3 separate regions of the Homo sapiens genome follow, and all the other regions are linked to region 2. The links are chromatin loops, found by intact Hi-C in ENCODE. Cell type or tissue: PC-3. All regions are shown on one strand.

What was found. Peaks named below come from ENCODE experiments on the same cell type or tissue, not always from the same donor. Only the 100,000 strongest peaks of a DNase experiment are listed, where the experiment ranks them.
Region 1: a loop joins it to region 2, with 13 times the contacts of the local background. A loop is called at or near these places in 1 of 110 quality-filtered maps.
Region 3: it touches region 2 in a loop (13-fold over the local background); 1 of 110 quality-filtered maps calls a loop at or near these places.

The regions. Positions count from the first base shown.
Region 1 is chr7:48,388,511-48,392,510 of GRCh38, forward strand. It overlaps ABCA13 (ATP binding cassette subfamily A member 13), which reads left to right. Exons shown (of 62, transcript NM_152701.5): 37 at 530-710; 38 at 3,411-3,629. Among named protein-coding and RNA genes, the nearest start is that of ABCA13, 220 kb to the left of the region's middle. In PC-3, no CTCF peak of the experiment used is centred here; a DNase peak (open chromatin) is centred at 1,661; H3K4me3 peaks cover 433 bases; H3K27ac peaks cover 2,533 bases.
Region 2 is chr7:48,479,539-48,483,538 of GRCh38, forward strand. It overlaps ABCA13 (ATP binding cassette subfamily A member 13), which reads left to right. Exons shown (of 62, transcript NM_152701.5): 46 at 1,498-1,616; 47 at 3,538-3,625. Among named protein-coding and RNA genes, the nearest start is that of LINC02838, 230 kb to the right of the region's middle. In PC-3, no CTCF peak of the experiment used is centred here; no DNase peak of the experiment used is centred here; H3K27ac peaks cover 491 bases.
Region 3 is chr7:48,364,118-48,368,117 of GRCh38, forward strand. ABCA13 (ATP binding cassette subfamily A member 13) reads left to right here. Exons shown (of 62, transcript NM_152701.5): 32 at 3,677-3,791. Among named protein-coding and RNA genes, the nearest start is that of ABCA13, 190 kb to the left of the region's middle. In PC-3, no CTCF peak of the experiment used is centred here; DNase peaks (open chromatin) are centred at 1,104 and 2,184; H3K4me3 peaks cover 492 bases; H3K27ac peaks cover 2,451 bases.

The sequences.
Region 1 (4,000 bases), 91 kb before region 2:
GCCAAAGGATGAATCCATAGGCCATCTCCATGGAAATAGAGATGCATCACTCAGAGATAAACAAGCTCCCATCGTGGTGGGTTTAGATTACAAGTCAACATTCTAATCTAAACAATCTAAATATTTTTCTGAATTATGAATCTTTTAGAAAATGTGGAACACATCAACAAGCACCTATCCACTCTCACGTCCTCAGGAGACTATTTCTCATGAACATTTTATGTGTAACTAATCTGCCTGTTGTTTTTTTCTCTACTTAAACAAAAATACATGTGTGTGTTTTTATTTTTTTTATTTTTTACAAAATGGTTATCATAAGGGTTCAAAACTTTGTAATCAGTGATATCACTTAATGTTTGCCATTATATAGTCTGCTTCTTGTTCTTGCTAAAGAAAGATTTTTGAGTTGATTTGTGTGCTTCACAGAGCTGGAATTCAATTTCAAAGCAGAATGCTGAATTAATAAATATGAGCATTATTTTTAGGGCTTTTGAAGTCTTTTCACAATGAATTTTCATCTCTCTCACAGGGTCATCACTGCAAAACAGGGAAGGAGAGCTTGAAGGAAGTGCCCCGGGAGTCACCCTGGTGTCTGTGACCAAGGAATATGAGGGCCACAAGGCTGTGGTCCAAGACCTCAGCCTGACCTTCTACAGAGACCAAATCACCGCCCTGCTGGGGACAAACGGTGCCGGGAAAACCACTATCATGTGGGTCCCATTTTACCCTTATCAAACACTGGGCATTTGATTCTTAAAACTTCAGTTTACCTGTGAGACAGAAGGTTTGATTTCTTTTCCTTTTTTTAAAATTTTGAGTCTCAATACAGAGTTTAGAGACACGGGTGAAAGGCAGAGCCCCTCATGAGTGCCCGTGTGAGAGAGGCCCTATGTCTTCAACCGCACAGGTGCACTGTAGGCCTGGGGCTCAGTCAAAGGGGTAGTGGTGGATAGCTTTTTAAAAGGCTTAATTCTTGTATTTTCTACAAATAATTTACCATGTTGTACTTTAGTCTTTGAAAGTCCTTTGGCACTTTCAGCGTTTGTCCTACTAAGTATCATCTTGCTTGCATATCTGTAGGAAGAGGAATATCACAGTGGTACTTGCAAATTTTTTAAACACCTGATTATTTTTCTTTTCCATGTTCTGGTTTTTGTGTGGTTCTTTTCTCATTAAGGGTAGATGTTTGGTTTAGGATTCAATGGCTCTAGATTTGATTAAAGAATCAAATCATGTGCTCCCAGAGAAACAATGAATTCAAACATTCACAGCCTTGGGCTGGCTGTAGAAGTGGAGGTTTAAGGTTAAACTACTAAAATTATGAAATATCTCTTTTGAACAAATCACTTTCTCTTTTGTTCTTTTTCTCACTAAATATGTAGTATTAAAGTGTGATTAGTTAAAACAATGAAGAGGGCTTTGCCTCAGACTTAATAAGAAAGGTAGAAAAATAACACATGAAACTTCAGAAATCTCATACTGAAAAAATAGAAAGAAAGAATATGGACAGTTTTTATTTGTTCCTTGGATACAGAAATGGACCTGGAAAAGCGTGTGAGTGTTTTTTTTAGTGTTTGAAAATTGGGAAACCACAAGTTGCACAAATAATGACTCAGCCAGCCAGTTCCTCTCACCCTGCTTTTACTAAGACACATTTCTTACAAGGAAAACCTGGGCTGCTTGTTTAGCAGAATGATGAGAATTGCATTTGGAGTTTCTAGATGATTTAAAGTTCAATGACTGTGTTGCTTTTAGTGTACATTTGTAGTACATTTTGAGTCATCCTAAGTGGCTGCCTCCACCTGGCAATTCTTAGATGAAAGGCTGAGAGGTCAGTCAAAGACGGGGGGGTCTTCACTATTTAAAACAACAGTCTTTGAGACTTCTAGGGAATGTGTATAAACTATTTTATAGTATCCCCCAGATAGGTTTGAAAATAATATAGCAAAGAGTTTTAAGTTCATCGAGGTTTAATTTTTGTGCAGTAAACAGTATCTGTTGATGTGTACAGTTTGATGAGTTTTGACACATTTGGTTAGTGCCGGAACAAGCACCACAAATACAGAACCTTTCTATGCTGCTCCAAGGTTTCCTGTGCTCTCCTTTGACCCTGGCCTTCATGTGACCACTGATCTGCTCTTTGTCACTAAAAACTAGGTTACTTATTCTAGAATTTCTTGTAAATGGGATCATGTCTGGCTTCTTGTACTCAGCAGACTGTTTTGGGGACCCAGGCATGGTGGTGGTGGCCCAGCAGCCTGCTCCTTGGGACAGCTGAGTGGTATCCACCATATGGAGGCAACCCAGCTTCTTTATGTTTTCATCCATGGGTTGCAACTGAGGTTGTTTCTCTTTGTCAGTGATTGTGAACACAGCTGCTGTGAACATTTGTGCATACAGCTTTGTGTCGGCACACATTTAATTTCTCATGTGTAAATACTAAGGAGTGGATTTGCTAGGTCCTGTGTGGTAGGGGCATGTTTAACTTTTCAGAAATAAGAAACCAATTTAAAACTTAAATAATAAACTTCCTGAAACAAGGAAGCAGAACTAGGCAATTCTGAGGCTTCTGTTGGTAAAGTCGGTCATGTGAGCTTGTGGTGGCAGGCTGCTTGATTTCTTGTGGTTTTAACACACACAGACTATCCCGGGAGCAGCGGAAAGAAGACTGGCTCCAGGGTTGGGGCCTAGCTTTGTATCTCTGTTTTGCTTATATTTAATGATGAGGATTTAGGTATATATGTCATTTCTTTAGCATGTTTCCTCATCTGTAAAAAGTTGAATGTTATCATCTTAAAGTCCCATACAACTATAATGCTCTATGATTGCAGTTCAGACTTACAATGGTTCAACTTAATGATATTTTGACTTTATGATGGTGTGAAAGTGATACATATTAGGTAGAAACCATAGTCTGAGGACTCATACAGCCATTCTGCTTTTTACTTTCAGTACAATATTCAATAAATTGCAAGAGATATTCAACACCTTATTATAAAATACGCTTTGTGATAGATGATTTTGCCCAGCTGTAGGCTAATGTAAATGTTTTGGGTACACTTAAGGTAGGCTAGACTAAGCTGTGATGTTAGGTAGGTTAGATGTAAATAGATTTTTGACTTACAATATTTTCAACTTTTTATGGGTTTATTGGGACATAACCCAATCAGAAGTCAAGGAGCATTTTTATTTCATGTGGTAGCATAACATGTTAAACTCACATTTTCAACATCAACCAGCCAATGTACCCTCAAACTACTCACACCTTTTAACTGATTGTGTAAAAACCAGGTCAGCAGAAGGTGAGTGCTCTTGGCAGGATGCATGCGCCATCCTGGAGCTGACTGGATTGCTGACGTTCACAGTATCAGCAACGCGTATTCTCCATGCTGTCTTATTTTCTCTGGCAGATCCATGTTGACGGGGCTCCACCCTCCCACTTCTGGAACCATCATCATCAATGGCAAGAACCTACAGACAGACCTGTCGAGGGTCAGAATGGAGCTTGGTGTGTGTCCGCAGCAGGACATCCTGTTGGACAACCTCACCGTCCGGGAACATTTGCTGCTCTTTGCTTCCATAAAGGCGCCTCAGTGGACCAAGAAGGAGCTGCATCAGCAAGTCAATCAGTTAGTAAACAGTTGTCTCTCTGCTCCTCCTGCCTCTGCCCATTGTGTAAGGAAGTGAAGACAATAGAAAGAGACACTTAAAAAATCATCTGTGTCTACATTTATAAGATGAAATAATTAGCAAATGGTTGTTAACTATGGAATTATGACACAGCCACCAACACTGAGAATGTCAGAAAAGGCTTCTGTGGGAAGGCATTGAATTTGATTTGATTTGTCTTTGAAATGTGGAAGAGATGAGCACATGTAAGCACAGAGGCTGTTGATGGAAACTTTGTGTATCTGGAGTAAAAGGTCCCTAGGGGTGTCCTGAAATGAAAAGAATTCAAAGGCAGCGGGAAAACTGGTTGTCAAGAAGCTGATTAGTCTGC
Region 2 (4,000 bases):
TTTAGCAATTTTCAAGGTACAATACATTGTCACTAATTGTAGTCATTATGTTGTACAATAGATCTCTTGTACTTTTGCCTCCTGTTTAGCTGAAATTTTGTATCCATTGACCAACATCCTCTCTGCCAATCACCATTTTACTCTCTGTTCCTATGAGTTTGACTTTTTTAGATTCCACAAATAAGTGAGAGTCTTGCTGAATTATTATGTACAACAATTATTATTCTTTTTAGTATCTTTCCTCAAGCCTTTCTTTCAAGACCCTGAAAGTAGTATCTTAAATGCATATCGCCCTTCTTACTTTGCTGTAGTTCTTTCATGTGTATCTGAACCTAACAGCAAATCCATGCATTTAGGTAAGCCTGTTTTCATTTTCATTTTGCAAATAAGCAGACAAGCTTCCAAAGCTGTAATGAATGTGAAACTGGCCCAAATGTCTCTTAGAAGTAATATTTATGGATTTTCGAATAAACATAGAAATGGACCCTCCCTGGTCTTAAAAGTTGAAACTTACATTTCTCTCACCTGAGTTTCTTCCTCAAGAAACTGATCCTCAGGCAAGGGACTGAAATACGTTAGATCTCTGAGTTCAGAAAATGAGACTCCAGACGTCTTATCCATCATGATTGCTTCCTTACCCCTCCTTCTTTCCTGTTTTCCCATTTTCCCCTCCATATAACCCCCACCAGTTTTAGATGGTTGAGGAGATGGATTTGAGACTTTCTCTTTCATTCTCCTCAGCTGCAGAACTCAGCTAAAAGCTTCCTCCCTGGCAACACTCATTGTTTCAGTGATTGGCTTTCTGTGCAGCAAGACCAAACCCCTGGCATTTTGATAACAAAAGACTCAGAGACAGAGTCGTTTCCTATTTTAATATATCATCTTTTCTGAAAGTGTTTGAGAAATGGAAACAAAGCACATTAACTCTAAAGCCGGTCTGTGGCAGGGCAGAGCACATCATTGCGCAGCCTCCAGTGGCCTGGGTTTTGCGTTGTGTTGATCACCTCCTCCTACCTTGTTAGGTGATTATTCCATGATGCAGAGCTGGTGTTGGCATGCTGGTGAGTCGCTGGAGAAAAGCTGTTTGATTTCTACTTTAGACCCTTATGAAAGAGACACACGCCTTTGAATTATCCTGCTTATCTTCCTCCCACTAGTTGTTTCTGACTCTCTTTCAGGTTCGTCAAATGCAAGATCACCCCAGTGAAAACATTTTTTTTCTTTTTAGTTTTTATAAATCTGCCCAAACTTACATACAGAAAAGGATTTGAAGTTCTCAGATATAATTGACTGCATAAGTCACAGTGGTATTCTGGCATAATTCTCAAATACATGTGACTGAAAGAGATTTTAGAAATTAGAACATATAAAGGGCTGCAGATAATTTATTAAAAATTGAAAGCTAGAGAACAATCACATGTAGTTTCAAGTAATGTCAGTGAACCAGTTTGTGAATTATAAAAAAGTTTGTTTTTATCTTTTTGAAAACAATTTCAGAAGTGTCCAAATAGAAGTGCTAGTGCTCCCTACCTGACCAACCACCTGGGCCACACACTGTTGAATCTCTCAGGCTTCAATATGGAGGAGTACTTGCTGGCACCATCTGAAAAACCAAGGTGTGTTCAATACTCTTGTTGGGTCTTTACTTGTTTGGATTACTATGGAAAACTTATTGTTTTAAATGCTAATGTTCTTAAAAAGTCAAAAATCTAAGACTGACCTTGGTGCTCATAAAAATTCCACAGTGTGTGATGTTCCCCTTCCTGTGTCCATGTTTTTACATTGAAAGTAGACAAATAGTTTTGTCATCTGTTTCTCATCCATTTCTAATATTTAAATATAATAAAGTCTAATTGAATACAAAAACAAACAAAAAAAATTCCACATAGATGCCATGGACCTTAATAAGATTCCTTACTGCTGACTTTCACTCTTTTAAGTGCTGGGGGAAATCCTATCAATTGAGATTTGTCAGTGGCAGAAGCACGAGAGCCAGAAGCTGTTTTACTGCTTTAGGAAATAAGAGCAGATAAGTTTACAGCATGCAAGCTCCACCTCCCAGGTTCAAGAGATTCTCGTGCCTCAGCCTCCCGAGTAGCTGGGTCTACAGGCACCTGCCACCACACCTGGCTAATTTTTTTGTATTTTTAGTAGAGATGGGATTTCACCATATTGGTCAGGCTGGTCTTGAACTCCTGACCTCAGGTGATCCTCCCGCCTCAGGCTCCCAAAGTGCTAGGATTACAGGCATGAGCCGATAGCTTTTTGAAGGTGGGAACTTGTGTGCCCAGAACTTAGAATATTATCTGGCACATCAAAGATGTTCAACCAGTATCTGTTGAATGAATGAGTGTATTCAGTTGAGCCAGTTGGGAATGTGTACTTATTCCTTTGCCTGAATTTTTGCTGAGAGTAGAACACTGTGATAGAAGAGAAGACTATTCTTCAGTCTCCTTTTATCTAGTGAGTGGAAGACAAAATTTATTTAGATAATAGTTAACATTATATTTTTTTAAATGTTAACCCTTTTTTTGAAGTTTAATAGATACAAGATACTGTGCAACTCATGGAGATATTAAAAAAAGATATAATTCCCACCCAGGAAAAATTCACAGAGCTACATAAAGATAAACCAGCAAATAGACAATAAAACCCAGTGTGGTAATTGATAACAATGGATGGAAATACAGGGTATTGTGGGAACTCAAAAGACAAGGAACATCTAACCCACTTGAAATTGTCTGGAATGCTTTCCTAAACCAGACAAGATTTGAGTGAAAGATTAAAGAAATAGAGTAGGGAAGACAAACCAGAGTGGCTCAAAAGATTATGACCACTATTAAGAAATTTTTTTTTTTTTTGAAATGGAGTCTTGCTCTGTTGCCTAGGCTGGAGTGCAGTGGCACGATGTCCACTGTAACCTCCGCCTCCCAGGTTCAAGCGATTCTCTTGCCTCAGCCTCCTGAGTAGCTGGGATTACAGGTGCCTGCCACCATGCCCAGCTAATTTTTTTTTTTGTATTTTTACAAAATACAGAAAAAGACAGGGTTTCACCATGTTGGCCAGGCTGGTCTCAAACTCCTGACCTCAGGTGGTCCATCTGCCTCGGCCTCCCAACGTGCTGGGATTACAGGTGTGAGCCACCACACCTAGCCCAAGAAATTCTGAATAATGGATTTGTAGAGGGAATGACCATTAATTAAAATAATAACAGTGCTGATGATCAAGCCCTACCTGTTACATGGCATGTATTTCCTAACAAGACAGTAAGGTGTGACAAGTACACTTTCTAATGTGGCCAGCCTTATCCACACCTTCTCAATTATCAGTGCCTTCCGTTTTGCCTGGCTTGGGAGCCAGGAAACTTGCATCAGCACAGCACCTGTCTGCCTGTGTGTTCATGTCACAGACCACAGATGCTCAGTTGGCTACTGTCCTAAGACTGCTGTACCTGGTGGGGTTAGTAATGAATACCCTCTGATTAGAAGTCCTGGTGCTCTGTGGTTGAAGCACTAACACAATGTTCATTGTTAACAGGCTTGGAGGTTGGTCTTTTGGATTAAAAATCCCCAGTGAAGCTGGAGGTGCAAATGGAAACATATCAAAACCCCCAACTCTGGCAAAGGTAATCATATTTTTTTATTTTTTTCCTGTTTTAGAAAGTATTTAGGAAAACTCAACATTCAAATATAATTTTGAGCACAGGGTTCAGAAGGACCAGATTAAATCCAATCATTTGTTACTAAGCATCAAGGAAAATTATATGTAAACATTGTCTTGAAAAAAAATGGCTTGTTTTTCTTTAGAAATCGAGGAAATAGGTTTTTGCTTTTTGTTAAGACAGGACTTCACCTAGTAAATATAAAGTGGAGGAAAAAATCTATTTTCAAAGATACCCACAGTTGTCATAATTGGAAATATCACTAGTTTCTTTGCTGGCCAAGGAGTACTTCCATTCATGAATGTAAATGCCTTATCTTCCAGAAGGCTGGATAGATAG
Region 3 (4,000 bases), 120 kb before region 2:
GGTGCCATTAATGACCTTACAGCTCAAAAGCTTACTTTTCCATTGCCACAAAGATAGAGTGCTTCCTGAAAACATATGGATTTCTCACATAGCCTCCGTCTTCTGTTTCCCTGGAAATAGGGTCTAGGAGAAGGCTTCTCACGCTAGTCAATGTAACTTTTTTTTGCTTTTTTATTGATACACAGTAGTTGTTCATATTCATGAGTTACTTGTGATAATTGGATACATGTGTACAATGTGTGATAATCAAATCAGGGTAATTGAGATAGCCATCACTTCAACAATCATCTCTTTGTGTTAGGAATATTACAAAGCCTGTCTTCTAGCTATTTTGAAATATACAAGTTATTGTTAAGTACAGTTCCCTTAGTGTGCTATTGCACACTAGAACTTATCCCTTCCCTCCATTTGTACACACTAAACAACCTCTAATTATCTTCCCCTCCCCTTTACCCTTCCCAGCATCTGGGTAACTCACTACTCTACTTTCTACCTCAATGAGTTCATTTTATTTTTAGCTCCCACGTATGAGTTAGAACATATATTTGTCTTTCTGTGTCTGGCTTATTTCACTTAATATAATGTCCTCCAGTTCCATCCGTGTTGCTTCAAATAACAGGATTTTTTCTTTGTAATTGCTAAATAATATTCCATTTTGTATATATGCCACATTTCTTTATCTTTTCATCCATTGATGAACACTTAGGTTGATTCCATATCTTAGCTATTGTGAATAAGTCTGCAATAAACATGGGAGTGCACATATCTCTTCGATATACTGATTTTCTTTATTTTAGATATACACTCTGCATTGGAATTGCTGGGTCATATTGTAGTTATATTTTTTAGTTATTTGAGGAAACTCCATACTGTTCTCCACAGTGTCTCTACTAATTTACATTCCCACCTAACAGAGTGTGGGTTTTCCCTTTTCTCCAAATCCCTGCCAGCGTCTGTTATTTTCTCTCTTTTTGATAGTAGCTATTTCAATTGGGGTAAGATGATATCTCACTGTGGGTTTGATTTGCATTTTTTTGATGATTCATGATGTTCAGCATATATTTGTATAACTGTTGGCCATTTGTGGTCGTTTATTTTTGAGAAATATTGAGTCAGATCTTTTGCCTATGTTTTAATTGGATTATGTGGGTTTCTTGCTATTGTATTTGTTTGAGTTTCTTGTATATTCAGGCTATTAGTCCCTTGTCAGATGGATACTTTGCAAATATTTTCTCCCATTCTGTAGGTTGTCTTTACACTTTGCTGATTGTTTCCTTTGTTTGCAGAAGCTTTTTAGCTTGATGTAACATCATTTGTCTATTTTTGCTTTTGTTGTCTGTGCTTTTGAGGTCTTACACAAAAAGTCTTTGTCCAGAATCAGTGTCCTGAAGCAGTTCTCTGATATTTTCTTCTTGTAGTTTTATTGTTTTGAGCTTTACATTTAAGTCTTTAATCTATTTAGAGTTGATGTTTGTATATGGCAAGAGATAAGGCTCTAGTTTCATTCTTCTGCATATGGTTATTCAGTTTTTCCAGCATCATTTATTGAAGAGATAGTCCTTTTCCCAATGTATGAACTTGGAGCCTTTGTTGAAAATGTGTTGGCTACAAATGTGTGGGTTTATATTTGTGTTCTTTATTCTGTTTCATTGGTTTATGTGTCTGTTTTTAACCAAAGAAGTGAAAGATATCTACAAAGAAAACTATGAAATGTTGATGTGATGTGAGAAGTTAAAGAGGACATAAAAAATGAAAAGATATCCTATGCTTATTGATTAAAAAAATTGTTAAAATGTCTACATTACCCAAAACAATCTGCAGATCCAATACAATCCTTATTAAAATACCAATGACATTCCTCACAGAAATAGAAAAAAATCCTAAAACTTATATGGAACCACAAAAGACCCAGAATAACCAAAGCTATCTTGAGGAAAAAAAATGAAGCTGGAGGCATCACACTACTTGTCTTCAAAATATAATACAAAACCATAGTAATCAAAGCTTTAGTCTCCATTTTATTTATTTCTGCTCTAATATAAAGTCTTTCATCAAAGAAAAGCCCAGGACCTGATGGCTTCACTGTGACCCGTGTTCTGCTTGCTCCAACCTCTGGTCCTTGCCCTTTTTTTTCCTTTGCCTGGAGCAGTCTTCCTTTAGATACCTGTGTGACTCATTTCCTTACTTCATCCGCTTTCTGCTTGAGTATTTTTTTCCCGCTGTCAGCTCAGCTAATCACCCTGTCTGAAATAGCATTCCTTCTCACTTTTGGTTAAGCTAGTTCTTTTTTACTCATAGCATTTATCACTACCTGATATTATGCATCTCTGTTTTAGTCCTTTCTGTGCTGCTATCACAGAATACCCGAGACTGGGTAGTCTGTGAAGAAGAGAAATTTATTTGGCTCATAATTCTGGCAGGAAGTCCAAGATCAGGCAGCCTTTCTGGTCAGCTTCTGCTGAGGGTGTCATGCCACTTCAACTCATGGCGGAAAGTGTAAGGGGAAGAGGGTGTGCGCTCCATACATGAGAGGCAACCCTGCTTCATAACAGCCAGCTATCTCAAGTACCTGGAATCTATCAATCCAGTATCCTGGAAACTCAACTTGTCTCATGAGAACTGCATTAATCCATTCATGAGTGTGGAGACCCCATAACCCAAACACCTCTTAAAGGCTGCATCACCTCTCAATACCATCACATGGGCAATTAAATGTCAACATGAGTTTTGGCAGAGACAGAACATAGCAATCTCTGTGTTTATTGGATTATTTTATGTCCCCTCCCACCTTGCCGACACACTGGAATGAAAGATCCTTAATGGCAGGACCTTTTTCTGTTTGGCTCATTCATGTATCACCAGCCCAGTAACACGGCTTGTACCTTCAGTTGGTCTCAATGTTGAATAAATAATTATTATGTGGATTTAGAGCTCAGAGAGTATGTGGTGAGAAGACAGAGGGTCCAGCTTGAGGTAGGAATGCCTACATTTAAAGGCAGGTAAAGGAGAAGTTGCCAAGATGTGGGTGCAAAGCTGGGAGTTGTTCTGGAAGCTAAGAGAAAAGAGAGGAGGAGGGAATGACCAATGCCATCCAACATGTCTGAGAACTCAAGAAGGAAAATGACTGGATAATTCTCATTGGATTTTGAGGCATGACTGTCATTGATGCCCTAGATAAGAGTCATTTCAAGTGTATATTAGAAATGGAGCCCAGTTAGAGTGGGTTGAAATATGAGTGTTAGGAAAATAGAAAGGAAGACTTTCATTTGCCAATTTTCACGTATTTTGTAGATGATAATCTGTGATCAATTAATATCAATAATTGAAGATAGATAATGGTCCCAATTAAATGGGGGAAATGGCAGGCATGGATTAATGACCTGCTTTGCTCCAACCTGCTCTGCCTATGGCAGGTGTCAGAGAGTATTGTGGTTGGGCTATGGCTCTCTGAGAGATCTCGAACCAGTTGTGTCTCCTTCATGGGTTCCTTCATGAATTTGCATACCTACAAAATCAGCACACCAATCATGGCCCTCCTACCTAAGTCACAGGCATGTAGAAATGACCAAAGGAGATATCACTCCTGAAAGAGCTTTCTAACTTGGAAGAAAAATGTAAAAAATTAGTAGAGTCATTTTGCTTGTCTCCGGATGCTGACTGAATTATCCCCTTACAGATTCCTGAACAACGTTGGTTTCTTTTTTCCACTGATAATGATGCTGACGTGGATGGTGTCTGTGGCCAGCATGGTCAGAAAGTTGGTGTATGAGCAGGAGATACAGATAGAAGAGGTAAATATCCTTAAACCTTGCCTGGGAGACAAAGATAGGGAGGCTGGGGACTTTGGAAATGGATCTTGTCCCATAACCAACCTGAGCCTCTCTGTTTTGCTTCCCTCTCCTCTGCTGGGGTTCTGGTGTACAAAATAGCTGAGTCCCTGTTCCAGAAAGAAGATTTTATGTTGAAGTCTGAAGCAATGCCAGATATTTTCCACTGACAT